2 separate regions of the Homo sapiens genome follow, and region 1 is linked to region 2. A link is a loop called in an ENCODE intact Hi-C map of the cell type or tissue named here. Cell type or tissue: chondrocyte. All regions are shown on one strand. Links, peaks and the distances in the headings refer to the core of each region. The heading gives the core; the rest is flanking DNA.

What was found. Peaks named below come from ENCODE experiments on the same cell type or tissue, not always from the same donor. Only the 100,000 strongest peaks of a DNase experiment are listed, where the experiment ranks them.
Region 1: a loop joins it to region 2, with 4 times the contacts of the local background. A loop is called at or near these places in 4 of 110 quality-filtered maps.

Annotation. Positions count from the first base shown.
Region 1 is chr1:15,573,051-15,588,062 of GRCh38, forward strand. AGMAT (agmatinase (putative)) reads right to left here and starts at 12,001. Exons shown (of 7, transcript NM_024758.5): 1 at 11,646-12,001; 2 at 10,143-10,345; 3 at 7,044-7,092; 4 at 5,809-6,004; 5 at 4,635-4,814; 6 at 1,707-1,791; 7 at 1-674. The coding sequence starts at 11,917. The coding sequence ends at 601. RefSeq lists an enhancer at 11,494-11,543 and a silencer at 11,654-11,983. In chondrocyte, for the core only: CTCF peaks have their summits at 11,573 and 11,778; a DNase peak (open chromatin) is centred at 11,620.
Region 2 is chr1:15,627,783-15,642,794 of GRCh38, forward strand. DDI2 (DDI proteasomal shuttling factor 2) reads left to right here. Exons shown (of 10, transcript NM_032341.5): 3 at 2,543-2,779; 4 at 5,657-5,783; 5 at 10,525-10,652. Among named protein-coding and RNA genes, the nearest start is that of DDI2, 18 kb to the left of the region's middle. In chondrocyte, for the core only: no CTCF peak of the experiment used is centred there; no DNase peak of the experiment used is centred there.

The DNA of each region.
Region 1 (15,012 bases), core at 9,294-14,293, 48 kb before region 2:
GAGTTCAAGACCAGCCTGGCCAATGTGGTGAAACCCTGTCTCTACTAAAAATACAAAAATTAGCCAGGCGTGGTGGCAGGCACCTGTAATCCCAGGTACTCAGGAGGCTGAGGCAGGAGAATCGATTGAACTCGGGAGGCGGAGGTTGCAATGAACCGAGATCATGCCATTGCACTCCAGCCTGGGTGACAAGCAAAACTCTATCTCAAAAAAAAAAATGTTTAAAAGGAAGATATAGAAATATGGAATGCTTATACAGTATTATTTCATAGTTTTTTTAAATGTCATGTTTCTAATGTTTAGATAATCTTGAAAGAAATTCTCCTCACTTCCCCTTTATCCTCCATCTTTCATCAAAGGAAAAAAAATCAAAGCAGTACAAGTACTCCTTTTTTTTTCCCCCAATTAATCCAAGTTCCTTAGAAATGTTGCTGTTTGGGTGAGAATTCTACTGATTATCCCGACTTCACAGCCAGCAATGACACTTTCAGCAGAAAGTTTTCTTGGCATAAACTCTTTAGTTCTCAGACTGCTTACTCATAAGTTCTTCTTGAGAACTTGTCAGCGACGCAATCTGTTTTGTCTTGAAGAGCACAAGACTCAGACGGTTGTCACTTTGGGGAGAGCACATAGCATCTCAAACAGCAGGTTAGCCGCCAGCAGGGCTGTGTTCCCTAAGAAAAAGTAAAACCTCACATGAATACCCTGCAGACGACCCGCTGAGCCAAGCCTTGGGACTCCTCAGCTTTCTCTTCCCCTTGTGCCTCCTTTTCCAGAGCCCTGTCTTGTGCACCCCTCTAGGGTGCCCGCCAGCTGTGAACACGCTTGCCCAGGCTCTCTGCCTCCATCAAGCATCATTTGGGAATCATATTTTAAAATTCAGAAAGTTCTTTGTTTACTCTGAGAACAGATTTTTCCCAAAGGAGAACCTATAATAATGATGTGTACTGTATTATCTATCCTCTGAGGTCGATAGGCCTAATTCCATAAGTTTGTCTACATTAAAATTATTGGGATGGCGTCTGCTTTGAAGATCTTAACCAGCTAAGTTCCTATTTGATAAATATTAACATATATTATTTATGCTTTAGAATTCACTTTGCAATGAAACATCAAAGGAGACGGGGATTGGGCCACCCTGTCACTAGACTACAGGCTGGTTTCTTTCTCTTCTGCTGATTGGTGGGCAAGCTAATGATACTTAACTACCTCCTGGGGGTTTTGTTAGGGTTAATGAGCTCATGTTTGTAAGGTGTGCAGTAATAGGTGTGTTTTCTTCACCATTGGACATGCTCAGCTGCTTCCCCAAGTCATATAAGGGACTCATCTTTTTTTTTTTTTTTTTGAGATGGAGTCTCGCTCTGTCACCCAGGCTGGAGTGCAGTGGCGCAATCTCAGCTCACTGCAACCTCCGCCTCCTAGGTTCTAAGCGATTCTCCTGCCTTAGCCTCCTGAGTACCTGGGATTACAGGTGTGTGCCACCACACCTGGCTAATTTTTATATCTTTAGAGAGATGGGGTTTCGCCATGTTGGCCAAATTGGTCTTGAACTCCTGACCTCAGGTGAGCTGCCCACCTTGGCCTCCCAAAGTGCTGGGATTACAGGCTTGGGCCACCATGCCTGGCCCCATTTTCTACTTATTAACTAGCTTCGTGTAATTTAAGCTACCGGCTGCCCATGGATCTCAGTCTCTTTGCTTACTCACCAGAAAGATCATACGGTGGTGAAACTTCGACAAGATCACAGCCCATCACGTTCAGGCCTTGACAACCCCTGATGATCTCCAGAGCCTATTCAAGATCAAGACTGAGTTGTCCACAGTGGTAATCATTTACAGTGAAAAGCACCCAGTAGAGCTTTTCCCAGCCCACGCCACCCTTTGACTTGGAATTGGCTTTCCCTCCATAAACATTTGTTGACTGCCAGGCACACTGGCAGGCCTCCCAGAGAAACAGATAATGCGTACACAGTCCCTGCTCCTCAGGGCTGCATGGTGTGGTGATGGAGACAAGGAAACCAATCGTTTCAATGTCATGCACCAAGGGCTTCAAGGAAAGCAAGCCCAGAATGGTATCAGCATAGGTAATAGCCTGGAGAGGTGGGTAAGGCTTCCCCAAGGTGGAAATACCCAGTTCAAGGGATAGGCCAGGCAGAGGGAAAAACACAGGCAAAGGCACCAAGATGGGAAAAGTTCAGGTAGTAAGATGTGGCCAGAAGACAGAGTAAGTGAGGGAGACTGATGGGAAGAGAGTGACCTTGTCTGAAAGGGTTCCCATCCTGCAGGTGAAAAGCCCAGAAGGTTGCTAAGCAGAGGGATGAGGAATGTGTTTCAGAAATCCCTCATGAGAAGAGAGGATGGTTACAGCCATTTCAAGAGAGAGAGTTATGGCCACCCTCCTTTAAGATCTTAGAGGATGTAAGGTACTTGATTAGGTTTAAGCAGTCTTCATTCATTTACTCTCAAATGTCTTTGAGTGCCTACTATTTGTATTAGGCACTGTCCTAGGCTCCAAGGACAAGGTAGGGAACAATACATAGGTCCTGCCCTTGGGGAGATTCTAGTCATAACCATTCTGCCCCCGTGCATTTACTCCCAGCACACATTATTGGAGCTTTATTTGGGTGTTTCTAAAACTCTTGAGCTTACCTTGGCAGGTAATTGTGCCATCACATGCACTTTTATTTATTTATTTATTTATTTATTTATTTATTTATTTATTTTTGAGACAGGGTCTCTGTCACCCGGGCTATAGTGCAGTGGTATGATCACGGCTCACTGAAGGCTTGACCTGCCAGGCTCAGTTGATCCTCCTGCCCCAGCCTCCCTAGTAGCTGGGACTACAGGTGCACACTAGCACACCAGACTAATTTTTATTTTTATTTTTAGTAAAGATGGGATCTCACTATGTTGCCCAGGCTGGGCTGAAACTCCTGGGCTCAAACGATCCATCCACCCTGGCCTCCCAAAGTGCTGAGGATAGTGCCTGAGCCACCGCGCCTGGCCCGTTGTATGCACTTTTATTTAAATTTAACCCTAAAAAGATAAGTTTAGTGTTTTTGTTTGTTTTGAGATGGAGTTTCACTCTTGTTGCCCAGACTGGAGTGCAATATCATGATCTCGGCTCACCACAACCTCAGCCTCCCAGGTTCAAGTGATTCCCCTGCCTCAGCCTCCCGAGTAGCTGGGATTACAGGCATGCGCCACCATGCCCGGCTAATTTTGTATTTTTAGTAGAAATGGGGTTTCTCCATGTTAGGCTGGTCTCAAACTCCCTACCTCAGGTGAACCACCCGCCTGATGCCTTGGCCTCCCAAAGTGCTGGGATTACAGGTGTGAGCCACTGCGCCCGGCCAAGTTTAGTGTTTTTGTTTGGTTGGTTGGTTGGTTTTTTTTTTGAGGTGGAGTCTTGCTCTGTTGCCCAGGCTGGAGTACAGTGGCACGATCTCAGCTCACTGCAACCTCCGCCTCCAGGGTTCAAGCAATTCTCCTGCCTCAGCCTCCCAAGTAGCTGGGATTACAGACGCCTGCCACCGTGCCGGGCTGATTTTTGTACTTTTAGTAGAGACAGGGTTTCACCATCTTGGCTAGGCTGGTCTCGAACTCCTGACCTTGTGATCCACCCGCCTCGGCCTCCCAGAGTGCTGGGATTCCAGGCGTGAGCCACGACACCTGGCCAAGTTTAGTGTTCTTTTTTTTTTTTTTTTTTTTTTTTTTTGAGATGGAGTTTCACTCTTTCGCCCAGGCCAGACTGCAGTGGTTCTATCTCGGCTCACTGCAAGCTCTGCCTCCCGGGTTCATGCCATTCTCCTGCCTCAGCCTCCTGAGTAGCTGAGATTACAGGCACCCGCCACCGCGCCCGGCTAATTTTTTTGTATTTTTAGTAGAGACGGAGTTTCACCGTGTTAGCCAAGATGGTCTCGATCTCCTGACCTCGTGATCCACCCACCTCAGCCTCCCAAAGTGCTGGGATTATAGACGTGAGCCACCGTGCCCGGCCAAGTTTAGTGTTCTTAAGAGAGGATACTATAATGTTGTTCCTATGAACTGTTGTTTTCATGACAGATGAACTGAAGGCAGGAAGAGCAAATAAAGGACAAAATAAGGGACTATTATATCCCAGATAGGAAATGAAGGCCCTTGCCAAAATCAATCACCCTTCAGTAAGAGGGTATTCAAACTTATCCTCAGCCCAGAGAACAGAAAAGGCCTAGGTGCTCTGCTCTTAAAATCCTACCTTGGCAGCCAGGCGCGGTGGCTGACACCCGTAATCCCAGCACTTTGGGAAGCCGAGGTGAGTGGATCACGAGATCAGGAGTTCAAGACCAGCCTGACCAACATGGTGAAACCCCATCTCTACTAAAAATACAAAAATTAGCCGGGCGTAGTGGCATGTGCCTGTAATCTCAGCTACTCAGGAGGCTGAGGCAGGAGAATCGCTTGAACCTGGGAGGCGGAGGTTGCAGTGAGCCGAGATCGCACCACTGCACTCCAGCCTGGGCGACAGAGTGAGACTCCGTCTCAAACAAACAAACAAAAATCCTATCCTGATTCCTAAAGATTCGCTTCAAGTCCCAGGAAAATGGGTGTTAAGTGTCTCCACCCCCAGGATCTTCACTGGTGGAATCTCCTTACCTGACTAGGAGTGAGACCAGCAATTTCAGGTGTCCCTGTCCCTGGCGCATAGGCAGGATCCAGAGCGTCAATATCAAAGCTGATATAAATGGGTTTGCCTCCCATCTGCTGCCTGACTTCCCCCATCAGAGGAACCAGCGACTTCATCCAGCAGTCTTCAGCCAGGACTACCCGGAAGCCCTGCAGAGACAGGGACTGAGGTTTCTGTCTGGCAGCATTTACAGGGCATTTCCTGTTTGCCAGCCCCATGCTCAGCTCTGTGTGCACATGACACTTGACCCTCCATCTCCATGAAGAGGGAACTATCCTATTTTACAGGTGAGGAAGGGAGGGACAATGAGTGGTAAGGAAGCAGGGTCAAAGCTGACTGATGGAGTTGGAATCAGAGAGAAGCTTTGCTAAAGCAAGAGTGGGAAACAGCAGCTCACGCTAGCACCTTTTGAATTGCTCTGTCCAGAAGACTGGCCTTGGCACGCTCTAAAAGCAAGGGATTTGGGTCTGTTCCATTGGGGTCTTGTCATACACGTCTATCTGAGAGCCATTCTGCCTAGAGGGTACGAGGACCAGAACTAAGAAGGTGGCAACTCATCTTGGGTCCGGACTTCCTCCCCTCTTTTTTTTTTCTTTTGAGATGGAGTCTCACTTTGTCACCTAGGCTAGAGTGCAGTGGCGCGATCTCAGCTCACTGCAACCTCCACCTCCCACGTTCAAGCAATTCTCCTGCCTCAGTCTCCCGAGTAGCTGGGATTACAGGTGCGCACCGCCACACCTGGCTAATTTTTGTATTTTTAGGAGAGACGGGGTTTCACCATGTTGGCCAGGCTGGTCTCGAACTCCTGACCTCAGGTGATCCACCCACCTTAGCCTCCCAAAGTGCTGGGATTACAGGTGTGAGCCACTGTGCCCGGCCTCCTCCCCTCTTCTAAGCCAGCACCGTCCGAGGGGTTGGTCGATTTCTGCTTGTCTCCCCCGCCCAGCGATAGACTTCCCATGGCCCATAAACCAACTTCCTCACTCCTATGCTCCTTATGCCCCTGATGATGCAAACTCAGCCTTGTATCCCTGCTTCAGACTTGATTAGTAAAGCCCCCGCTCAATCCCTGGCTGCCACTGGTGAGGCAACGGAGAGGAAGACATTTTGAGGGGCAAGGGTGGGGGGCATTCGGTCTGTCACCTGGCTCCGGTTGTATCTGTAGGGATCCAAGGTCGTGGAAGAGCCCCGGATGCCAATCTGCACCACACGCTTACAGTCCAGGAGACCCTCATCCACACACCGGCGGAAGGGCGCCCCGTGGTAGAGCTTCTCTCCTAGGGCCTTGTCGGTCGTGTCCGTGTGCGCATCCACGTGCAGCAGCCCCACTGGGCCATGCCTGATGACAACAGGGCAGCTCAGAGGCCAACCCTCCCTGTGGGGCCCTAGCACAGCCACCCTTCGGGCCACCAAAACTTGGTGACAATTCACAGCCAAAAAGGGGAGACCTGGCATCCGTTTTCTGCCTTGCAACTGGTTCCTGTCTTCTTGAGATCACTTTGCATCTCAGAGGAACAATAAACTCACAGAAGTCAGGCAGGAAATAGACATGTTTTGGCTGCCACCCACACCTATCACCCAGAATTTGCTTCACTTAGAGACAGGATGAGAATCAAGGGTGGTGGCACAGGGGAGCTTGGCTGAAGGCTTAACTAAACCAAGACACACCCTTTCTCCAACCGAGGAAGAGGAAGCTTTAATCCAGCTCTCTCCATAACCTCCATCAACCCCTGCCAGCCACCCAAAATAAACATCTGATCCAAATCCGTGAGGAATAAATGCAGCTTTGAGCAAAGACCTGCACCCTCCCACCTCCAACCAGAATGCCACCCACATGTGCTTCCACAGACACATTCTGGAGCTGCCACCCTCCACCCGGGTCCTTCTGTCTCTTTCTCAAACTAAATTAGCCAAAGTCGGCCAATCCTGGGTAGACTTCCACTACTGGCAAATCAGTCTTTTGATTGAGAAAGGTGCCCTTTCAGGAGGAAACAAGGGCCTCTCAGCAAGGTCCACCATTGTGCCTGTCAGTGTTTGTTTTTGGCCATTGAAGCAAAACAGAAACTGAAGTTAACTGAGGTTGTGTATTTCACTAGAGGCTCATCTTCCAAAAACAGAAGCAAGTTGAAAATGCTGAGCACACATACCAGGAGAGATCTAGGGCAAGGGAGGGTGGCCAGAACTGTTAATAATAAATTGTCTTGGCTTCTAGCTGCTGACTGACAGAGACACCTGGAGCTCAACCTTAATTTTGATCCCCAGAAGCAGCTCATAACCTGAGCCAGCAGCAGTCACCTAATGCCACCAAACAGCAAATAACTCATTCCCTAGCTTCTGGCTTTTGAAATCTTGCTGGGCCCAAGCCATTTGAGACTTACTTTTTTGCCATCGCTTGCAATATGGGATATGTGATTGTGTGATCTCCACCTGCAAAGAGGAAGAAGAAAACATCTGGAAAGTGAATTGGAGGATTACATAGAATAATCTTTTTTTTTTTTTTTTTTTTTTGAGATGTAGTTTTGCTCTGTTGTCCAGGCTGGAGTTCAATGGCACAATCTCGGCTCACTGCAACCTCTGCCTCCCAGGTTCAAGCGATTCTCCTGCCTCAGCCTCCCGAGTAGCTGGGATTACAGGTGTGTACCACCATACCTGGCTAATTTTGTATTTTTAGTAGAGACGGAGTTTCACCATGTTGGTCAGACTGGTCTCAAACTCCTGACCTCAAGTGATCCACTCGCCTTGGCCTCCCAAAGTGCTAGGATTACAGGCATGAGCCACCATGCCCAGCTGAATAATCTTAACTCAATTTTCACCCTTTCAGCCTGGGGGGAGTTATAACCACAGCTACAGTAAGATCTTATAGAATGGCAGGATGCTGAATGAGCCTGGGAGGTCAAGGCTGCAGTAAGCTGTGATCGTGCCACTGCACTCCAACCTGGGCGACAGAGTAAGACACTATCTCAAAAAAATGAATAGCTTGCTGGGCACGGTGGCTCATGCCTGTAATCCCAGCAGTTTGGGAGGCCAAGGCGGGCAGGTCACCTGATGTTGGGAGTTCAAGACCAGCCTGACCAACATGGAGAAACCCCGTCTCTACTGAAAATACAAAATTAGCCGGGCATGGTAGCGCATGCCTGTAATCCCGGCTACTCTGGAGGCTGAGGCAGGAGAATCACTTGAACCCAGGAAGCGGAGGTTGCGGTGAGCCAAGATCGCGCCACTGCACTCCAGCCTAGGCAACAAGGGTGAAACTCCATCTCAAAAAATAAAATAAAATAAATAAATAAATAGCTTGAGCCTAGAAGTTTGAGACCAGCCTGGGCAACACAGCAAGACCACGTCTCTAAAAAATAAAAATAAAAATAGACCAGGCGCAGTGGCTCACACCTTGGGAGGCCAAGACAAGCAGATCGCCTGAGCCCAGGAATTCAAGGTCCACCTGGGTAATACATTAAGACCCCGTCTTTGCAAAAAATACAAAAATTAGCTGGGCATGGTGACAAACGCCTGTAGACCCAGCTACTCGGGAGGCTGGAGTGGAAGGATCACCTGAGCCCAGGGAGGGCAAGGTTGCAGCGAGCCATGTCGGCACCACTGCACTCCAGCCTGGGTGACAGAGTGAGACCGTGTCTCAAAAATAAATAAATAAAAGAGGAAATTAGACAAGTTAAGAGCTACTCTAGGAATTGCCTTTTCACAGTATTCTAGGAAAATGCCTAGAATAGCTCTGTTCAATAGAACCTTCTATGATGATGACAATGTTCTATCTGCACTGGCCCATATGGTAGCCACTATCCACATGTGACACACATGTGACATACATGTAGCTAATATGACTTAAGAAACTGAATATTTTATTTTAATTAATTTGAATTTAGGCCGGGCGTGGTGGCTCACGCCTGTAATCCCAGCATTTTGGGAAGCTGAGGCGGCGGATCACCTGAGGTCAGGAGTTCGAGACCAGCCTTGCCAACATGTTGAAACCCTATTTCTACTAAAAATGCAACAAATTAGCTGGGCGTGGTGGCACGCGCCTGTAATCCCAGCTATTCAGGAGGCTGAGGCAGGAGAATCACTTGGACCCAGGAGGCGGAGGTTGCCGTGAGCCAAGCGGGACAACAAGAGCAAAACTCTGTCTCAAAAAAAAAAAGAATTTAAGTAGCCACATGTGGCTAGTGGCTACCTTACTGGACAGCACAGACCTAGGAAAGTATTCTTTCTGATAATAATAACAGTTAACATTTATTGAAGCTTCAGATATGCCATGCATAGGTCGGGCGCAATGGCTCACGCCTGTAATCCCAACACTTTGGAAGGCCGAGGTGGGCAGATCACCTGAGGTCAGGAGTTCGAGACCAGCCTGACCAATATGATGAAACCCCGTCTCTACTAAAAATATAAAAATTAGCCGGGCATGCTGGCGGGCGCCTATAATCCCAGCTATTCAGGAGGCTGAGACAGAATTGCTTGAACCCGGGAGGCGGAGGTTGCAGTGAGCCGAGATCGTGCCATTGCACTCCAGCCTGGGCAACAAGAGTGAAATTCTGTCTCAAAAAAAAAGAAAAAAAAAAAAGATATGCCATGCTTGATGCTGGGCATTTCATGTGCACTTTCATTATATGCCCCTCACATCATGCAGTGAGTAGGTGTTACTGTGATCATTCCCATCTTACAGGTGAGGGTGTGAAGCATCAAGCACGGTATACAGCAACATTGCTAGGGAGAAGTGCAGCTGAGACTTCAAACCATGCCATCGGGAAACCACACTCCTCCCACTATGCCATGCAGGCTAGGCTCTCTAACTTGGCAAAAATGAATTTGGATATTTAGGAAAAGATCCCTGTCATTTTAAGTATTTGTGAACAAGAGAAAAAGTGAGAGTGGGTCAGGGGTGAGGATAAGGGGAAAGCTGCCCTATAGGTTGATGTAGACCCTGAGCAGGACAAAAACACCCTCTTTGCAGTTCTCCTCGCAAATAAAGTCATTAGAAACATCATCTTGGCCAGGCGCGGTGGCTCATGCCTGTAACCCCAGCACTTTGGGAGGCCAAGGTGGGCGGATCACTTGAGGTCAGGAGTTCAAGACCAGCCTGGCCAACATGGCAAAACCCCGACTCTACCAAAAATACAAAAATTAGCCAGGCATGGTGGTGGGCGCCTGTAATCCCAGCTACTTGGGAGGCTGAGGCAGGAGAATTGCTTGAACCCAGGAAGTGGAGGTTGCAATGTGCCGAGATTGCACCACTGCACTCCAGTCTGGGTAACAGAGTGAGACTGTCTCACACACACACATACACACACACGTGAAATATTCTCTCCCCAGGGATTAAAATAAATGAATTACAATGCTCTCTTTCCTACTGTCTGCACATTTGCAGTGGCTTGCAGGGGAGAAGTAGCTGTACTCAAGCCCCTGAGTACAGGATAAGTAAACCCTGAGTGCAGGGAACTACTCTGGCTCTTGCAGACTGACATTACCCAAGGTCAGAGGAATACAGCCAGCTGCTACAATTTTCTCATAGGCCTCTTGAATTCGCCGGCAGCTGTCCTGAAGGTTGTAAAGATTGACATTCACATCGCCTAGGTCTGCAACCATGAGGGACTGGAAGGGGAGGGCCCCCGTGCTAGGATTGACTGTCCCAAGCATCACTGATTCTTCCCGGATGCGGCGAGGTCCGAATCTGCAGAAGGAAGAATCATCCTGTCAGCCATCATCTGCAGAGATTTCAGGCTTTGCTTAGGCCAGGGCTTCTCAGCCTCAGCAATTTGGGGCCAGATGATTCCGTGTCGCGGCATTGCATAATGGAATGCTTAGCAGCATCCCGGCCTGTACTCACTAGGTGCCAGTAGCACCCTTCCTCCAAGGTGTAACAACCCAAAACGCCTCCAGATACTGCCAAATGTCCCCGGAGTGCAAAACCGCCCCACTTGAGAATCACCGATCTAGGCTATGTATCGAAGAGACTAAATAAGTGTACTAAATGGCATTAGTGAATTTCATGATCTACCTGAGTCTCAGTTTCCTAATTTGTAAAATATTTACCTTGCACTGTAGTAAAAATTAAATGAGGTAATCTATGCAAAGCACCTTGCACTTAGGAGACATTTAATAAGTGCTGGCTTTCATAATTCAGATCAGTACGGTCAGATATAGTGTTGCTGAGCTGAATCAGAAATTGCTGACGTTCAATAACTAGGAAGATGAATTTTGCTTCCTCCGACTTGATCCTAGGAAAATTGCCTTCATTTGAGCATTTCTTGAGTCAGGTGACATCTTCAGATTTGGGGAAGGGGCAGCCAGTTTCTGCTCTCAAATGCAATGTCACCTGCCACTGTAAGCTGGGGAGAGGAGAGGGGAGGAATCCACAGCAGCCATCCCAGCAAGGCCCCAGGATGGGGACACAGAGAAGGTTCAGGCTCCAGAATCCCTTCTTTTTTCTTTTTTTGAGACGGAGTCTCACTCTGTTGCCCAGGCTGGAGCGCAGTGGCGCAATCTCAGCTCACTGCAACCTCCGTCTCCCGGGTTCAAGCGATTCTCCTGCCTCAGCCTCCCGAGTAGCTGGGATTACAGGCCCGCGCCACCATGCCCGGCTTTTTTTTTCTTTTTTTTGTACCTTTGTAGAGACAGAGTTTCACCATGTTGGTCAGGATGGTCTCGAACTCCTGACCTCGTGATCCGCCCGCCTCAGCCTCCCAAAGTGCTGGGATTACAGGCATGAGCCACCGGGCCGGCCAAAATCCCTTCTTGACCAATGATGACACTAAGATGTGGGAGGCCACGCCCATGTTGAGCCCTGGGGTTTGCTTATTGAGGGTCCAGGTAAATCAACCATCTCAAACCATAAGGGGCATTTTGGAGCCGGCCACCAGCTTCCAACTCGACCCGGGGCCAGCAGGGGCGCCTGTCTCGGTGCTTTCCATGCCCGACAGCCAGCAAGCAGTCCCTCCACGTGTACCCGGCCCCCGTCCTTCCGGCCTTACCTCGCCCCAGGCCGGTTGGAGGTCCCAGTATCCAGGGGCACCCCGATGAAGGCAGCGTCCAGCCCCTCGGGGGAGGTCTGCACCGGCAGGCGCATCATGGAGCAGACGCCCACCGGCCGGGCCACGAACTCGGGGCTGGGGGGCTGGTTCCGGGGCGCGTCGGAAGCCTGGCGGCTCTGGCGGCGCCCCGGATGAAAGAGCCCTGCGGCAGGACGCGCGCCCACGCCGGGCCCCGGGCCCCGGGCGCACCCGGACGCCAGCAGCCTCAGCATTGCCGCGCGCGGCCAAGACCTCACCGACCAAACCGCCCGCGAGGCCGCCGCGATCTGGCTGGTCCCGAACGGCGAGGCGAGTGTGCACGCGCCAGAGCCGGAACCCGAGCCGGCTCAAAGGTCAGGGGCGCCCTAGGATCAAGGCGGGGGAGGGGCCCCAGGACCTGCCGTGCTCTCCCCTCAACCCCTCTGGACTTCAGCCTCTGGCAAATAGAGTCAGGCTGGGGGTGCCCACTGGCCGGCACTGTGCCAGGGGTGTCTGCGCCCTGCTCCCCACTGTGGCCTTCAGCAGCCTCTTCTCCCATTCAGAGTAATTGTTTGTTTTTATAGAGACGGTCTCACTGTGTTGCCCAGACTGGTCTCCAACTTCTGGACTCAAGTGATTCTCCCACCTTGGCCTCCCAAAGTGCTGGGATTACAGGTGTGAGCCACAGCAGCCACCCCAGAGTAATATTTTTAAAGCCAGAAAGATATGAAGGAAAATGATCTTTCTCTAAGCCAGAAAAATAGGAAATGCATTTTTTTAAATAATGTATTTTTAAATGTCCAGGGATAGGAATCTCAAGAAGCAGTAAAGTTAGTTAGCTACTTAGCTAGCTAGCTAGTTATTTTGAGACAGGGTCTTGCTGTGTTGCTCAGGCTGGAGTGCAGTGGCACAATCATAGCTCACTGCAGCCTCAAACTGCTGGGCTCAAGCAATCGTCTCACCTCAGCCTCCCGAGTAGTTGGGACTACAAGCGTGAGCCATCGCGCCTGGCCAGTAAAGTCTTTTTAAATAACCTTGTTAAAAAAGGACTAGAGGCCAGGGGCGGTGGCTCACGCCTGTAATCCCAGCACTTTGGGAGGCTGAGGCGGGCGGATCACGAGGTCAGGAGATCGAGACCATCCTGGCTAACACGGTGAAACCCCATCTCTACTAAAAGTACAAAAATTTAGCCGGGCATGGTGGCAGGTGCCTGTAGTCCCAGCTACTTGGGAGGCTGAGGCAGGAGAATGGCATGAACCCGGGAGGCGGAGCTTGCAGTGAGCTGAGATCAGGCCACTGCACTCCAGCCTGGGCAACAGAGCAAGACTCCGTCTCAAAAATAAATAAATAAATAAATAAATAAATAAATAAATAAATAAAGGACTTACAGGCAAGCTGTAAGGAAGGTCACAGTGCCAGAGAACCTGTTACATCCTCTTTATTTCTAAGGGGAAAGAAAAACACACGTGGAAAGAAAGAAGTGATTTGTAATGGAATTATGTGAGCCATTTAGCAGTATTATATATATTATTTTTTCTGATCTCTAAATGTTGAGATTGAATGGAAAAGGCTCACATTTGCATTTACGTTGCAACCTCTACACAAAGGTTGCACATTAGGCCAGGCGCGGTGGCTCACACCTGTAATCCCAGCACTTTGGGAGGCCGAGGTGGGCGGATCATGAGGTCAGGAGATGAGACCATCTTGGCTAACATGGTGAAACCCCATCTCTACTAAAAATACAAAAAATTAGCCAGGCGTGGTGGTGGGCACCTGTAGTACCAGCTACTCGGGAGCCTGAGGCGGGAGAATGACGTGAACCCGGGAGGGTGGAGTTTGCAGTGAGCCAAGATCGCGCCACTGCACTCCAGCCTGGGCAACACAGCAAGACTCTGTCAAAAAAAAAAAAAAAGGTTGCACATTAAACCCCACACCACTCCAGCCTCCACTCTGGAGTGGAGCCTCCACTCTGCAGGTCGGGACAGAGTTTCCTAATGGTCAATTATCAGTGCTTAGTGTTGGCCTTGGGGCAGGTCCCAGCCATTTTCTGGAACAAATGCAACAATCTCTCAGTTATTTTTTCCTTTTTTTCTCCCTTATGCCACTTAAAGGGTCTCAGTTATTCTCTTGACTCCCAAATTCAACTGCTATTTCTTTCATGTTGCTTGTCCTGAATGTATCATGTTCTTACTCCGGGTTTTTCTTTCATTCAGCTCACAAATATTGAGTGTCCGCTATGTGCCAGGCGTTCCAATGAGGTGTCCCCAACATCCACTACTGCTGAGCACCCTCTCTCCTTGAAACGTTCCTCAGGCGGCCTCTTGACTGGGACTCCCCTGGTCTCCTTCCACCTTCGTGGCTCCTTCTCGGCTGGCAATCCCTTTTAATACGGAGGTGATGACTTTCACCCATAGGCAGGTCAACCACAAGCCCAAATCCCAGCCCTGAGCTCCAGGCGACCAATTTCTAACCCTGACCTGGATGCTTGACAGCACCTGGGGTGGGCTGCAAGTTCAGCCAGCGACTTTCCACCTCCCTGTCTCTGATCCTGCTCTACGCCCCCAAATTTAAGAAGTCCTGATGGTTTCCTGCCCCCAAGCCTTCTGCTCATTTCCTCTGCTGTTACTCTGGTCCAGGCCTTCCCACCCCAGCTTTCCAGCTGATCTCACTCTCACTAGTATCACCATACATATGCCTGCCCGGTAATGCTTCCTGGAGCCAATTCTTCCTGTGTTTCCCCTTCTGCAGCTCCACGGGCTTGTTCCTCCAGCCCATGGTCAGCTGCCTCAGCCCCCACTTTCTTGCCTCCTTTCCTTTGTTCATGCTTTTCTGTCTGCCTGCAGTGCTCCACCCCAGCCCTCAGCTCCACATGTCCAATGTTCAGTAGAAGCCCACCCTCAAAAGACCCTGAACTTTTTTTTTTTTTAAGGGAGATAGAAGTCTCGCTCTGTCATGAAGGCTGTGGTGCTGTGGTACAGTCATAGCTCACTGCAGCCTCCACCCCCTGGGCTTGAGCAATCCTTCTGCCTCAGCCTCCCAAGTAGCTAGGACTACAGGTGCACACAACTATGCCCAGCTAATTTTTGTATTTTTTGTAGAAATAGGGTCTCACTGGGTGCGGTGCCTCATGCCCGTAATCCTAGCACTTTGTGAGACCAAGGCAGGCACATGGCTTGAGTCCAGGAGCTTGAGACCAGCCTGGCCAACATGGGGAAATCCTGTCTCTACAAAGAATACAAAAGTTAGCCAAGACTGGTGGTGCACACCTGTGGTCCCAGTGTATCGAATTGGTGGGTTCTTTGTCTCGCTGACTTCAAGAATGAAGCCACAGACCCTCGCGGTGTTACAG
Region 2 (15,012 bases), core at 2,675-7,674:
GTGACAGATGCTGGCAGAGTCTGGGTGATGACAGACTGACTGCAGTTTTAACCACAGTGTTTCCATTCAGCCTGAAACTGGAACTTACTGAGACCATCAAGGACCGGCTCCACCAGATCTGGAAGACATTAGTCCCTTGGGGCCACAGTTAAACTTTAGAAAGAAGTTAAAACTTCTTTCTGAAGAAGTTAAACGTATTTAAACAACTATGACAATCAGTAAAAACCACATCTTCCTTTGGTTAATTTGATGAGATTATTAATTCCGGAATTTACTTCTTTTTTTTTTTCCTCTGCATTGTTGTTTATGGACAAGAGAGCCTGTAACAGGTTGGGGCAGGAGTGATCTGGTCTATTAAGTAAACATGTTTTTGAGAATTATTCTGAAGTGAATGGACTCTCAAGATAATGTATAACAGGAGTGGAGATAAAATTTCTTGACCTGCAAAGAGGGCCCACCCATATATGTTTTTCTGGCTGGTATAGATTAACTACCTCACAGAGATCATCCTCTTCACTTCACCATTTCCTTGGTTGGGAGTTGAAGAAAGTGGCTAGTTGAACCCCTGCTAAAGGGTAGAAATGTTACATCATGAGTTTAAGCATTCTCTTTTTCTATCTGAGGTCCAAAAAGGCTTCAGGATAGTCCCAGACTTGAGACAAGTTTGTTTGTTTTTTGATTTTTTAGTTTATTTAAAATCCTTAATAGTGCAAGGATTGTGCTATAATTCTGATCACTGTGGAATTGCTTAGTGTACTGTCATTTATAACATTAAGCACAGTTATCCTTAAGAAAAGTATTCAGTTGTTCAGACAAGTTTGACCATCAACTATATTTTTTGGAGTTGAAGGAATGTCGATTGACTCAGGCCTAGCCCCTCATTCTGGCTCTCCTTGTTTACTTTTCTCTTTTTCATTTTTCTTTTTTAAATAACAGTTTTATTGAGATAGAATTCATGCATTTAAATGATTTTTTTTTACTATATTCATGAGTTGTGTAACCATCACCACAATCCATTTTAGCGTATTTTCATTACCTTAAAAAGAAATCCTATACCCATTTATAGTCATTTCCCATTTCCCCCTAGTCTCCGCAGCCTAGACAACTACAAGTCTACTTTCTGTCTCTATGTATTTACCTATTTGGAACATTTCATATAAATGGGGTCATACAATATGTGAGTCCGTTGTGTAAGGATTAAAATTCCCTTTTATCTTCCTTTCATTTTAGTAAGGTCAGTTCCACCTGGCATATAGAACCTGGGAGTTGTAGCTTCTAAACTGTGGTAGCTTTTGGTGTATTCAGCACTGAGAACCTATGCAAGTCCCTTTTCTTCTTTCTTTTCTATAAAATGATGACACTGTTTAGCTCCCCAAGGGCATGAGAAGAGTTAGCAGAGATGCACAGATTAAAGTATAAATTCAGAGAACTATTAAGAACTTCCCTGAGCCAATACGTTTAGCACTGACTTGCAGAATTTAGCATCTAATATTTATGCTGCTCACTTGACATATATAATATCCTTTGATCCGGCCGGGCACAGTGGCTCACACTTATAATCCCAGCACTTTGGGAGGCTGAGGTGGGTGGATCACCTGAGGTCAGGATTTCGAGACCAGCCTGGCCAACATGGTGAAATCCCATCTCTACTAAAAATACAAAAAATTAGCTGGGCGTAGTGGCACACGCCTGTAATCCCAGCTACTCGGGAGGCTGAGGCAGGAGAATCACTTGAACCCAGGAGGCAGAGGTTGCAGTGAGGCAAGATCGTGCCATTGCACTCCAATCTGGGCAACAAGGCAAGACTCCGTGTCAAAAAAAAAAAAAAAAAATTCTTTAATCCAAGCGTCAAGGCTGTTTGAACCATATGTCAGACCAGAGTAGGATTTTTCTCAAGAACAACATCCAGACTTATGCAATTATATTTATTGAAACTAGCTTTAATTTTTTTTTTTTTTTTTCTTTTGAGATGAAGTTTCGCTCTTGTTGCCTGGGCTGGAGTGCAATGGCGCCATCTCGGCTCACTGCAACCTCCACCTCCCGGGTTCAGGTGATTCTTCTGCCTCAGCCTCCTGCGTAGCTGGGATTACAGGTGACTGCGACCACGCCCAGCTAATTTTTGTATATTTAGTAGAGACAGAGTTTCACTATGTTGACCAGGCTGGTCTTGAACTTCTGACCTCAGGTGATCCAGCCACCTTGACCTCCCAAAGTGCTGGGATTACAGGTGTGAGCCACCACGCCTGGCCACTTTAATGATTTAAAAACATAAATTAAAAACCTGATGTCTATTGTGAGATATTTTATAAGCTAAAAATTTGGAGTTACTACCATCACCTTCCCCCTATTTTTCTTCTTCTATCGATTCACTCTCAGCCGGCAGTCTTTATATTCAGAGTCATCATGAGAAAGAACAAGGTTAAAGTCTACAGTTACCTTTGCTGCTGTCATATACCATGTATGAGCAAGTGTTCTGCTGTTTCCTTCAAGTGCTTGTTTTTGTAGAGTAATTTGAGTAAACTGAATTGATTTTCCCCAACAGACTTACCCCGAATAGATTTCAGTAGTATAGCTGTGCCTGGCACATCAAGTCCCCGGCAGCGCCAGCCACCAGGAACACAGCAGTCCCACTCATCTCCTGGAGAAATAACTTCATCTCCTCAGGGCTTGGACAATCCAGCCTTGCTCCGAGATATGTTGCTGGCCAACCCGCATGAGCTGTCCTTGCTGAAGGAACGCAATCCACCCCTGGCAGAAGCTCTGCTCAGTGGAGACCTTGGTAAGCTTATAAATTTGGAAGGCTATTAGGCTGGCCTGAGGTGAAGAAGCTGTGTCATAGCAAATGTGAAGAGACTCAAGCGACACTGTGTCACATGATTTATTGAACATACCAGTTTTTTCTCTGTGAGAGGTAAATTAGTGCTAAAGTCAAAGGCTGAGTTACTTGGAAACAGCAATAGAGTTTTAGCAGTGAAATCCATCTAGGCCACCCCCCTTGGTTTACTTTTTGTTTTCCTCATTGTTTTTGGCAGCAGATAACCTAGGTACTGATTTTTGTTTGTTTCTTTGTTTTTTCTTTGAGACGGAGTCTTGCTCTTTCGCCCAGGCTGGAGTGTAGTGGTGCAATCTTGGCTCACTGCCAGCTCCGCCTCCCGGGTTCATGCCATTCTCCTGCCTCAGCCTCCCAAGTAGCTGGGACTACAGGCGCATGCTGCCACACCTGGCTAATTTTTTGTATTTTTATTAGAGACGGGGTTTCACCGTGTTAGCCAGGATGGTCTCGATCTCCTGACCTCGTGATCCGCCTGCCTCGGCCTCCCAAAGTGCTGGGATTACAGGTGTGAGCCACCATGCCCAGCCAGTACCGATATTTTAACCTTAGTTAGATCTTCAATTAAAGAGATCATCAACAAGCCAGCTGATGCCAGCTGATGCCAGGAAGGTTCAGTGCCCTGTATGGCAAAATGGAATCACCATAACCTCAGTCCACTCCAAGTTATTTTTTGTATTTTTTGTAGAGATGGAGTTTTGCCATGTTGTCCAGGCTGCTTTCGAATTCTTGGGCTCAAGCAGTCTGCCTGCCTTGGCCTCCCAAAGTGCTGGGATTACAGGCATGAGCAGTTGCACCCAGCTAACTTGTAGCCATCTTTATGAATCGAGTTTTCTCTGTAAATTACTCTCATTTTACTCTTGGGTTTATGAGTTAAATTGGGTTAAGTCTAAAAACATAACAGACACTTAATGACTCATTCCTCAATTGACTGTCTTTAAATTGGCAATCTTTACCTTAAGCGAAGTACTCAGATTTTAAATATACAATTCCTTGAGTTTTGACAAACTCCTGTAACCCCAATCAAGACACAGGACATTTCTCTCACTCCAGAAAGTTCCACTGTGTTGCTTTCTAGTCAATCTCCTCTCCTTATAGGTTACTACTGTTTTGATAATCTTATGGTTTAGTTTCCCGTATTTTTAAACTTCATGTATATGGAATAATAGAGTGTCTGCTCTTTCGTGTTAGGCTTTGTTTTTTTTTTTCTTGAGACGGAGTTTCACTCTGTCTCCCAGGCTGGAGTGCAGTGGCGCGATCTCTGCTCACTGCAACCTTCGCCTCCTGGGTTCAAGCGATTCTCCCGCCTCAGTGTCCCAAGTAGCTGGGACTACAGGCGTGCACCACCACACCCGGCTAATTTTTGTATTATTAGTAGAGATTGGGTTTCACCATGTTGGCCAGGCTGGTCTCAAACTCCTGACCTCGTGATCCACCCGTCTCGGCTTCCCAAAGTACTGAGATTACAGGCGTGAGCCACCACTCCCAGCTCGTGTTAGGCTTTTCACTCAACTTAATGCTTTTTAGATCCATCTGTATTGTGTGCATTAGTAGTTCAGATAACCATTGTCATAATATCTTTTAATCTCTTATATCAGCATATCTAATCACCAAAGATGGTGATGATGGGGCATTTAAGTTTGCACACTTAAATGTACCACCATTTAAGAAATTGCAAAATAGGCCGGGCACGGTGGATCACCTGAGGTCAGGAGTTCAAGACCAGCCTGGCCAACATGGTGAAACCCAGTCTCTACTAATAATACAAAAATTAGCTGGACGTGGTGGCAGGTACCTGTAATCCCAGCTACTTGGGAGGCTGAGGCAGGAGAATCACTTGAACCTGGGAGGTGGAGGTTGTAGTGAGCCAAGATTGCGCCATTGCTCCCCAGCCTGGGCAACAAGAGCGAAACTCCATCTCAAAAAAAAAGAAATTGCAAAATAGGTTCTTGTTGTAACATACATCTTATAGCAAGCAGTGTTTTCTCTACTAATTTTCCTGCCTATTAATTCATCAGAACACACACAAAATATAGGTAGACTAAAAATAGTTTATACTTAATGTATCTGGCTTAAGGCAGGGCATGTTATAAAAGAAATGAAACTAGAAGAGGAAAAGGAGATTATATAATGCTGTATTTTGTTTCTAGGTAGTAGGATAATGAGAACAATGAGGAATGGAGGAGTGGAGACATTGATCTGCCACATGGTCACTCCCCACCATTTTAAATTGGAAAGTTGTTACCTCTGAGTAGAAACAATATGATAGATAACTTCTTATAAAAAATTTTTGCAAATACTTTTTTTTTTTTTTTTTTTAAAAAAAAAAAAACAGGGTCTCACCATGTCACCCAGGCTGGAGTGTGTGGTGCGATCACAGCTCACTGCATCCTCGACCTCCTGGGCTCAGGCCATCCCCCCACCCTTGAACCCCCATCCAACAGTAGCTGGGACTACAGGCATGCACCACCACGCCCAACTAATTTTTATATTTTTTGTAGAGACAAGGTCTTGCTATGTTGCCCAGGCTGGTCTCGAACTCCTAGGCTCAAACGGTCCTCCCACCTCAGCCTCCCAAAGTGTCGAGATTATAGGCATGAGCTACCACACCCAGCCACAAATACTTTCTTTACACTGAATTTAAATGATGAAATAGCCTTGACTCAGAGAACAGAAAGTAAATGTAATTGCTCATTTTAAATAAGCTTTAGGCATCCTCTCTGCATCTCTTACAGATGTAGTTTGATAAATTGTTTGGTGTGGAAAAGTACTGATAAACGTTGAAAATATAGTGATATTTAAGATTTTTCTCCCTTATTTTTGTAGAGAAATTTTCTAGAGTCCTGGTGGAGCAGCAGCAGGACCGAGCCCGGAGAGAGCAAGAAAGGATTCGTCTGTTTTCTGCTGATCCCTTTGACCTTGAAGCTCAGGCAAAGATAGAAGAAGATATAAGGTAAAGACCTGTTCATCTAAAGAACAAAACTTAGAGACTCCAGATTTCCCAGACTGCAGGTTATCTGACATTGGTTGGGCATCTGCTTGGAGGTAGCTTCTCTGTTTTGCAGTTGAGATAGTAACCTCAGTCTTTTAGGTTAGTCTCTCCTCTTTCATTTTCTATGCATTTCGATTTGACATGACAAAGATATAGGTGCTTAGTTTAATGACTTTCTTTCTAAAATTTTAAGGAGGACTCCCTGACTAGCAGACAGAGCATCATAACACAGCTTTAGATAAATGACCCCCGGACTGAGCAGAAGCCACCATCTGGTGAGACCACAAGGCTGGTTGCATATTACATGGGCTGATTTGACTCTCTTTCTTTAGACATATTGTATAAGTCCTGATTAAATCCAGGGCTTAAACATGATTGGATTAGAGAGGGCTCTGCGCCGATGGAACGTTGGTAGTCCTAAGTCTGTTTTCCTGCTGCATTTCTTGTACTGGCCTCAGTGGATAAACTGAATGCTGGACATGTTTCCAGCTCTCAGTTTCTGTAATGCGGTGGTTCTCACCTGGGGCTATAGTAAAATCACATGAGAAACTTTTAAAAATGCAGATGCTTGGACTCTTCTCCCAAATCTGATGAATCAGAATTGTCGGGCATGGAGCTCAAGCAAGGACAGTGACGCTGTTCCGGCCTCAGTCACACTGATAGTCACAAGCAAGATTCTGTTCAGTCATTCTCTGAAAAAAAGGACAGCTGCTTTTCCTGCCTCAAGTCAGTTTTTGTTGCTAATTGTGAAGAACTTAGTATAACTAAGAAGAAGATAACAGCAACGATACTTACTACACTTAGACTGCTTGGCCTTTTAGGGACCGTGTCATCATTCCGGTTACTTAAATGAAGCCTAACTTGGTCATTGTATTACACTATCTATCAACTTAGAAATTAAATCATGCTTTTTTAAACTTCTTATTCTTTTTATCTTTTTTTTTTTGAGACAAGGTCTCACTCTGTCACCCAGGCTAGAGTGCAGTGGCACAATCACAGCTCATTGCAGCCTGGACCTCCCCGAGACTGAGGTGTTCTCACCTTAGCCTCCCGAATAGCTGGGAATACAGGCATCTGTCACCACGCCCAGCTAATTTTTTCATTTTTTGTAGAGACAGGATTTCACTGTGTTGCCCAGGCTGGTCTTGAACTCCTGAGCTCACGCAATCCACGCGCCTCAGCCTCCCAAAGTGCTAGGATTATAGGGATGAGCCACTGCACTTAGCCCGTCCTTCTTCTCAATTGATCTTCCTTCTGACCTCAATTGATCTCCTACCTCAGCCACTCAAAGTGCTGGGATTACAAGTGTGAACACCATGTCCTGCCTCTTACTCTTCTTACTACATTTGAAATCAGAAATACAGGCTAGTCCTGGTGGCTCATGCCTGTAATCCCAACACTTTGCTTGAAGCCAGGAGTTTGAGGCCAGCCTGGGCAGCAAAGTGAGACTCTGTCTTTACAAAAAATAAAATAAATTAGCCAGGTGTGGTGGCATGCACCTGCAGTCCCAGCTACTCAGGAGGCTGAGGCAGGAAGATCACTTGAGCCCAGTAGTTGGAGGCTGCAGTAAGCTATGATTGTACCACTGCATTCCAACCTGGGCAAGAGAGTGAGACCCCCATCTTAGGAAAAAAAAAAAAAGAAATATAATTGTACACTAGAATTAATTGACAGCCCTAAGTCATTACGAAATTCCATCTCAAAAAAATAAATAAGAATAGAAGTGAAATAGAGAGTGTCCATAAGGCTCATGTTTCTTTCTAGGGCTTGAATGAAGGAAATAGGGTGACACATCTATTCTCTTCCCCACCCCAGGCCCAAGACGGAGTCTTGCTCTGTCGCCCAGGCCTGAGTTCAGTGGCACGATCTCGGCTCATTGCAGCCTCCGCCTCCCAAGTTCAAGCGATTCTCCTGCCTCAGCCTTCTGAGTAGCTGGGATTACAGGCATGTACCACCACGCCCGGCTATTTTGGTATTTTTAGTAAAGATGGGGTTTCACCATCTTGGCCAGGCTGGTCTCAAACTCCTGACCTCAGGTGATCCACCCTCCTCATCCTCCCAAAGGGCTGGGATTACAGGTGTGAGCCACTGCGCCTGGCCACATCCATTCTTTGAAAGGTGAAAACCTTGTACCTCTGAAGAGACTCTCTACATATGGACCCCAGAAAAGCCAAAGTAGCTGGTGTTATTGCAGAGGATTTTTTGTTGAAACTCATTTGGGTTGGAGTCCATGCAAGATGAAGTATACAATTAATTTTAGGTTATTTCTATGTTTAATAATGTGCAATAGCATAAAACCTGTGTAATTATATAAAATGTCTATTAAAGTTTCATATGGCTTGCTACACCAGTGATTACACAGGGTAGGTGAACACAGGTTCGATAGCTTTCATATTTGCCTAAAGGAAGGTGCTTTTGACTTTCTGAGTTTAAATTTTGTTGCAAAATGACTGATAAAGCTATCAGTTCACTTGAGCTAGATGATTATTATGAAAAGAACAGAAACTGTAGTTAGAGCAGGAGTCAGCAGAGTTTTTTTTGTTTGTTTTGAGACAGGGCCTCCGACGTTTAGGCTGGAGTGTAGTGGCACGATCATGGCTCATAGCCTCAACTTCTTAGGCTCAGGTGATCCTCCCCCATCAGCCTCCTGAGTAGCTGGGTCTATAGGCACACCACCACACCTGGCTAATTTTTCTTGTATTTTGTAGAGACGAGGTTTCGCCGTGTTGCCCAGTCGTGTCTTGAAGTCCTGGGCTCGAGTGATTTGTCCAGCTCCCAGAGTGCTTGGATTATAGGTGTGAGCCACCACGCTTGGTGTGAGGTTTATTTTTTGTTTGTTTGTTTGTTGAAGAGACAGGGTCAGCACCATAAAACAGGGCAAAAAAAAAAAAAGTATCTTGCTCTGTCGTCCAGGCTGGAGTGCAGTGGTGCCATCCTAGCTCACTGCAGCCTCAGCCTCCCAGGCCCAAGCAATCTCTTGCGTCAGTCTCCTGAATAGCTGAGACTACAGGCTTGTGCTACCACGCCCAGCTAATTATAGTGATAGGGTCTCACTGTGTTGCCCAGGCTGGTGTCAAACTCCTGGCCTCAAGTGATCCGCCTGCCTTGGCCTCCCAAAGTGCTGGGATTATAGGCATGAGCTGCTGTGCCAGGCCTTAGTGGACTTTCTATAAATGGGCAGATAGTAAATATTTTAGTCTTTGCAAACCATACAATCTGTGTTGCTCATGTTCAGCTCCGCCACTGCCATGTGAAAGCAGCCATAGACAATAGGACAATATGTAAATGCACTATATCACTGTGTTTCCATAAAACTTTTTTTGCCTAAACAGCAGGCTATGATTTACCAACCCTGGATTTACAGTGTAGGTTATCCCAAATCTTAGAAGCTGTTCTGTTAGTGTCTCAGTCTTCAGGTAAGTTGCCCAACCGCTGACCTAGTTTCCATTAATGTTGGTAGTATTTGATAATGTTTTTAAAAGGAGATTGATTCATGCTGTTTTAAGGGAGTAGAAAAAAATTGGGAATAAACATGAGATGTTGGAGTAAGCAAGAACTCCCTTTTGTTGCTTTTCTCGTGTAAGAATTAGAGTTGTGTTGATTTTTTTGTTTTCTTTTCCTTCCTTTTGGTGGGGAGAGATGGGGTTTCACCATGTTGCCCGGGCTGGTTTGAAACTCCTGAGCTCAAACTCCTGAGCTCAAGGGATCCACCTACTTTGGCCTTCCAAAGAAAGTGCTGGGACTACAGGTGTGAACCACTGCACCTGGCATGTTGATTTTTTTTGTTTTTGGTGTCTCGCTCTGTCGCTCAGGCTGGAGTGTAGTCGTGCGATCTTGGCTGCAACCTCCGCCCCCCGGGTTCAAGCAGTTCTACTGCCTCAGCCTCCTGAGTAGCTGGGATTACAGGTGCATGCCACCATGCCCGGCTAGTTTTTGTATTATTAGTAGAGATGGGGTTTCACCATGTTGGCCAGACTGGTCTTGAACTCCTGACCTCCGGTGATCCACCCGCCTTGGCCTCCCAAAGTGTTGGGATTACAGGCGTGAGCCACCGTGTGCGGCCAGCATGTTGAATTTTTAAACAAATTATTTCATGGATCAAATGAACTATGAAACACATGTAGTTTTAAGTGATGGGTGCAATTTTTTTGTAGCATAAGCTGTTATATGAGCACTGTATACTAGATGCTTTGTACCTCTTGGCAACCTAGGTAACAGTTATCCTTAGTGTACAGATTAGAAAACCCAGTCCTGGAGATGAAGCAGCAGATGCAGCACAAGACGTTGAAATATTTGTGTTTTCTGTTTGTGAACTTTTTGTAATGTTCTGGGCTTAGGAAATGTATTCAGATACCCAGTAAATCCTCAGTTAAAATTGGAACATTCCCGAAATTCTAACATTCTGCCAGAAAAATGGGGTTGTAACCCTTGCTCTCCAGTTTCTTATTTCTGAGCATAGAAAGGCGGCTTAGTGTTTTACAAAGGGTAATTTTTATGCCTTTAGATTTTCTGCCAGCTGTTCATCTTACTGCCTCTTTGGAAATGATCTCTTGCCCCATATAGCACCAATTTTTCTATGACTCGGCTGCTGTGCTTGGGGCAAAAGATATGTACAAATCTGTTTTTTAATATTGTGACTTTGAAACTGATTTCTCTCCATGGAATTAATGCTTTCAGTGTCCCTGGTCTTGTTCTGTTACAGGCAACAGAACATTGAGGAAAACATGACAATAGCTATGGAAGAGGCTCCGGAAAGTTTTGGCCAAGTAGTGATGCTTTATATTAACTGCAAAGTGAATGGACATCCTGTGAAAGCCTTTGTTGACTCAGGTGACGTCTCTGTCTTTTATTTCTTGGTCTCCCCTCCAACATCTTTACCTGACACGGGAGAAGGGGAGGCTCAAGCATCCGTTCAGATGGCTGTACTTTTTTTTTTTTTTTTTTTTTTGAGACAGAGTCTTGCTCTGTCACCCAGGCCAAAGTGCAGTGGCGTGATCTTGGCTCACTGCAACCTCTGTCTCCTCAGTTCAAGCGATTCTCCAGCCTCGGCCTCCCACGTAGCTGGGATTACAGGCGCCAACCACCACGCCCAGCTGATTTTTACATTTTTAGTAGAGATGGGGTTTCACCGTGTTGGTCAGGCTGGTCTTGAACTCCTGACCTCAAGTGATCCACCGTGCCTGGCCCAGATGGCTGTAGTTCTTTAGGCTGCTAACTCACTAGCGTGGGACTTACTGTTTCACTTGCGAGGCATTCTGTTGGTATTAGGTTTCTTTCTTTAATCATTTCTTAACCAGTTTTGTATTTTGTGGTGTCTCCTTTTTCTTCCTAACTCCCCTTATCTAGCATCCTGAATTTCTTGGATGTTTCTGTAAAAAACTGGGAATACATAGGTTTAGAAGAAGGAGCTATAAAAGGAGCTGTGTAGAGTATAGGTCAAACACATTTCAGCCTGGCCTGTGCACCAGCACTTTGCCAAGATTTGGGAGGAGTGTAAGGCTATCTGGGTATGGTTCTTACCCTTAAAGAACTTAACAACCAAGTAAGGAGACAGGGATTCTTCTGCTTGAGGGTTCAGTTAATTCACATACTAGTTGGCACCTTTTCTGTCAGTAACAACCGTTTGCTTTTTAGTAAGACTACACCATGCAGCATTTTGTGGGTGTATGACTGAGTGGTCTCATACATCTTAATTCTGGGTTGTCTCACTCAAGGCTGTAAGATAGGTGAGTTCCTAGAGTAGAAAAATTCCTTGCTCAAATAATATTTTCCCCCTTCACTGTGTATTTCTATATAAAAAGAAAAAAAGTATTTTCTTTCATTTGTTCATCTACACATTCCTGAGCACATGCTGGGTTTCAGCTCTCTCTCTCTCATTTTTTAAAGAGAGGGTCTCTGTCACCCAGGCTAGAGTGCAGTGGTGCAGTCAGCTCACTTCAGCCTCCAACTCCTGGGCTCAAGTGATCCTCCAGCCTCAGCCTCTCAAGTAGCTGGAACCACAGGCATGTGCAACCATACCTGGCTGATTTTTTAACTTTTTGTAGAGACAGGGTTCCCCTGTATTGTGTAGGCTGATTGGGAACTCCTGGCCTCAACTCTCATTAAGAGTTTGTACCTTGAGACTGGGTGTAGTGGCTCATACCTGTAATTCCAGCATTTTGGGAGGGTGAGGTGGGAGAATTGCTTGAGCCCAGGAGTTTTGAGACCAGCCTAGGCAACATGGGGAAACCTCGCCTCTACAAAAAATACAAAAATTAGCCGGGTGTGGTGGTGCGTACCTATAGTCCCAGCTACGGGGGAGGCTGAGGTGGGAAGATCACCTGAGCCTGTGGTGACGGCAGAGGTCAGGGCTTGCAGTGAGCTGTGATTGTGCCACTGTGCCCCAGCCTGGGTGAGTGAGACCCTGCCTTCGGGGGAAAAAAAAAAAAGAGTTTGTATCTTGAGATACAGACATTCCTGGGAGTTTAAAAAAAAACTGAAATTATTCAGTTTAAAAAATATCTGTTGTGGGTAGGGCCTTGTGCTGAGTGCTTGGTGATAAGACTTAGTGACTGGAGCCTCAGAGGTCCCCGTGTGAGTGAGAGACAAATACATAGAAGACGCTAATAGAATACTCAGTGTGTATTGATTCCTTATTGTGTGCCAAGCACCATGCTAGGTGCTTAATATAATCATCTTACTCAATTTTATTTCATCCTCAGAATATCTCTATGTACTTTGTTCTATAATTCCTGTTTTATCCATAAGAAAACTTAGATATAGAGAGGTCACATTCTCTACTCTGTCTTTTACACATAAGGAAACTTAGAGGGATCAAGTCACGCTTCCAGGTATACAGAGTTCGTGAGTGGTGGGCTTTGGATTCAGCCCCAGGTCCCCTTGATGCCAGAAATCTCAACCACTGTGCAAAAATCAGGTGAATGTTGGATGGCTGTAGAGACCACATTCTCACTCTGACCGAGGTGCTCAGGAGAGTCTTTCCAGAAGACAGCATTTGAGCTGAGGCTTTGGAAAATGCAGGAGAGCAGTGAAAGGGGCCCTTCTCATCCTGGGTTGCTTACTTTAATAACTTGGCTTTTGTAAATTAAGAAGGAGGAAGAAAAGAGAGAATTGCCTTTCCAAATTCCCTTTTCCTTCATTATTTCTGGGCCTTTTTGAATCTAATCTTTCTCAAATGCCAAGAACTTTTATTACTTATAAAGTGTAGGGTACCTGTGAGTAATATGAGCAGGAAGTGTTGGAATTGAGTGAGAGGCGAGGTCATTGCAAAAGGGCAGTCAGTTAGGGAGGAAGTGGGTCTTGAGCTAGATCTTGAAGCATCGGTGGAATTCAGGAAAAAAAGCAGGGCAGGGACCATTTTACAGGAGGGTCAAAGTGAGTGAATGGCAAAGGGGACATATTCCTCCTGCTGAAGCAGAGGGTTTAGAGTAGTTAGAATGTACGGCTGGAAAGAAATGGTGGAGCCAGGATGGGGTGGGATCTGAAGCTGTGGTGATGGTGGTTTGAAACTAATCTCATAAGGAGTGGAAACCATTGAGGACTTTTAAGCAGATGAAGAAGTAAGTGATTTGAAAATGGTGCTATTGGCCCAGTGCAGTGGCTCAAACCTGTAATCCCAGCACGTTGGGAGGCTGAGGCGGGTAGACCATTTGAGGTCAGGAGTTCAAGACCAGCCTGGCCAACATGGTGAAACCCCATGTCTATTAAAAACACAAAATCAGCCAGGCATGATGGTGGCACACCTGTAATCCCAGCTACTTAGGAGGCTGAGGCAGGACAATAGCCTGAACCTGGGAGGCAGAGATTGCAGTGGGCTGAGATCACATTACTGCACTCCAGCCTGGGCAACAGAGCAAGACTGTGTTTCCAAAAAAAAAAAAAGTGACATTTTAGGAAAACTAAAGGTAGACACAGATCTGGAAAATTCTGTACCCCTAAGGGTCACAACAATATCCTTGCTTTAAATTACGCATCCACGGAGTGGTTTGGAAGCCAGAACAATTGTCCTTTTGCAAGGGAATGGCAGTGTGAGCCAGGCTGATCACTATGGTTAGAAGAAAGAGCATCAGGACAGGCACAGTGGCTCAAACCTGTAATCCCAGCACTTTGGGAGGCCAAGGCAGGTGGATCACCTGAGGTCAGGAGTTCAAGACCAGCCTGGCCAACATGCTGAAGCCCCATCTCTACTAAAAATACAAAAAATAGCCGGGCATGGTGGCACTTGCATGTAATCCCAGCTACTCGGGAGGCTGAGGCAGGAGAATCGCTTGAACCCAGGAGGTGGAGCTTGCAGTGAGCCGAGATTGCACCATTACACTCCAGCCTGGGCAACAAGAGTGAAATTCAGTCTCAAAAAAAAAAAAAAAAAAAAAGGAGAAGAAAGGGCATCAGAAATAGCAGAAATTGCATAGACCTTATTTACAGGTTTGAGAGAAGAAAGACTAGGAGAAGAGTCAAAAGTGAACAGTGCCCAGGTTTTATGGCTGCAAGAAAATAATCCCATTGGCAAACACAGAGAAATCCAAAGTGAGAATTATTTGGGGAGAAAGAGTTTTATGCCTGTTGGCTTTGACAGAAATGTCCAGTGCACAAGAATGTAGAACTAGAGTTTCAGGGAGAAATTAGGACTGTAAAGATTACAGAAGCGACTGTCTTCTACATAGGCCAACCCGCCGTGTACATGTTTCTGGGAGAGAAAATAACCTAAGTGCCCTCATATTTAAAGGGAAGAGAGTCTGATTGTTGGAGCAGAGTATGGGAGTCCACTTCTAAATTTTGGAAGACTGCATGATTTATTAATAGTAGACTATAGTGTCCCAGTGTGGGGTTTTTGTTTTTAATTTTACTTTTTGAGCAGATAAAGTAGTAAATAATGTACTTACTTGTTTACATAGTGAGACGGGATATTGCTATGTTGCCCAAGCTGGTTTTCCACTCCTTGGCTCAGGTGATCCTCCCGTCTTGGCCTCCTGAAGTACGATTACAGGCATGAGCCACTACACCCAGCCCAAAATTTGATATAAAAACAACTTGATAGGGCCAGACACTGTGGCTCACACCTGTAATCCCAACACTTTGGGAAGCTGAGGTGGGCAGATCACTTGAGGTGAGGAGTTCCAGACCAGCCTGGCCAACGTGGTAAAACCCCATCTCTACTAAAAATACAAAAATTAGCTGGACGTGCCGGGTG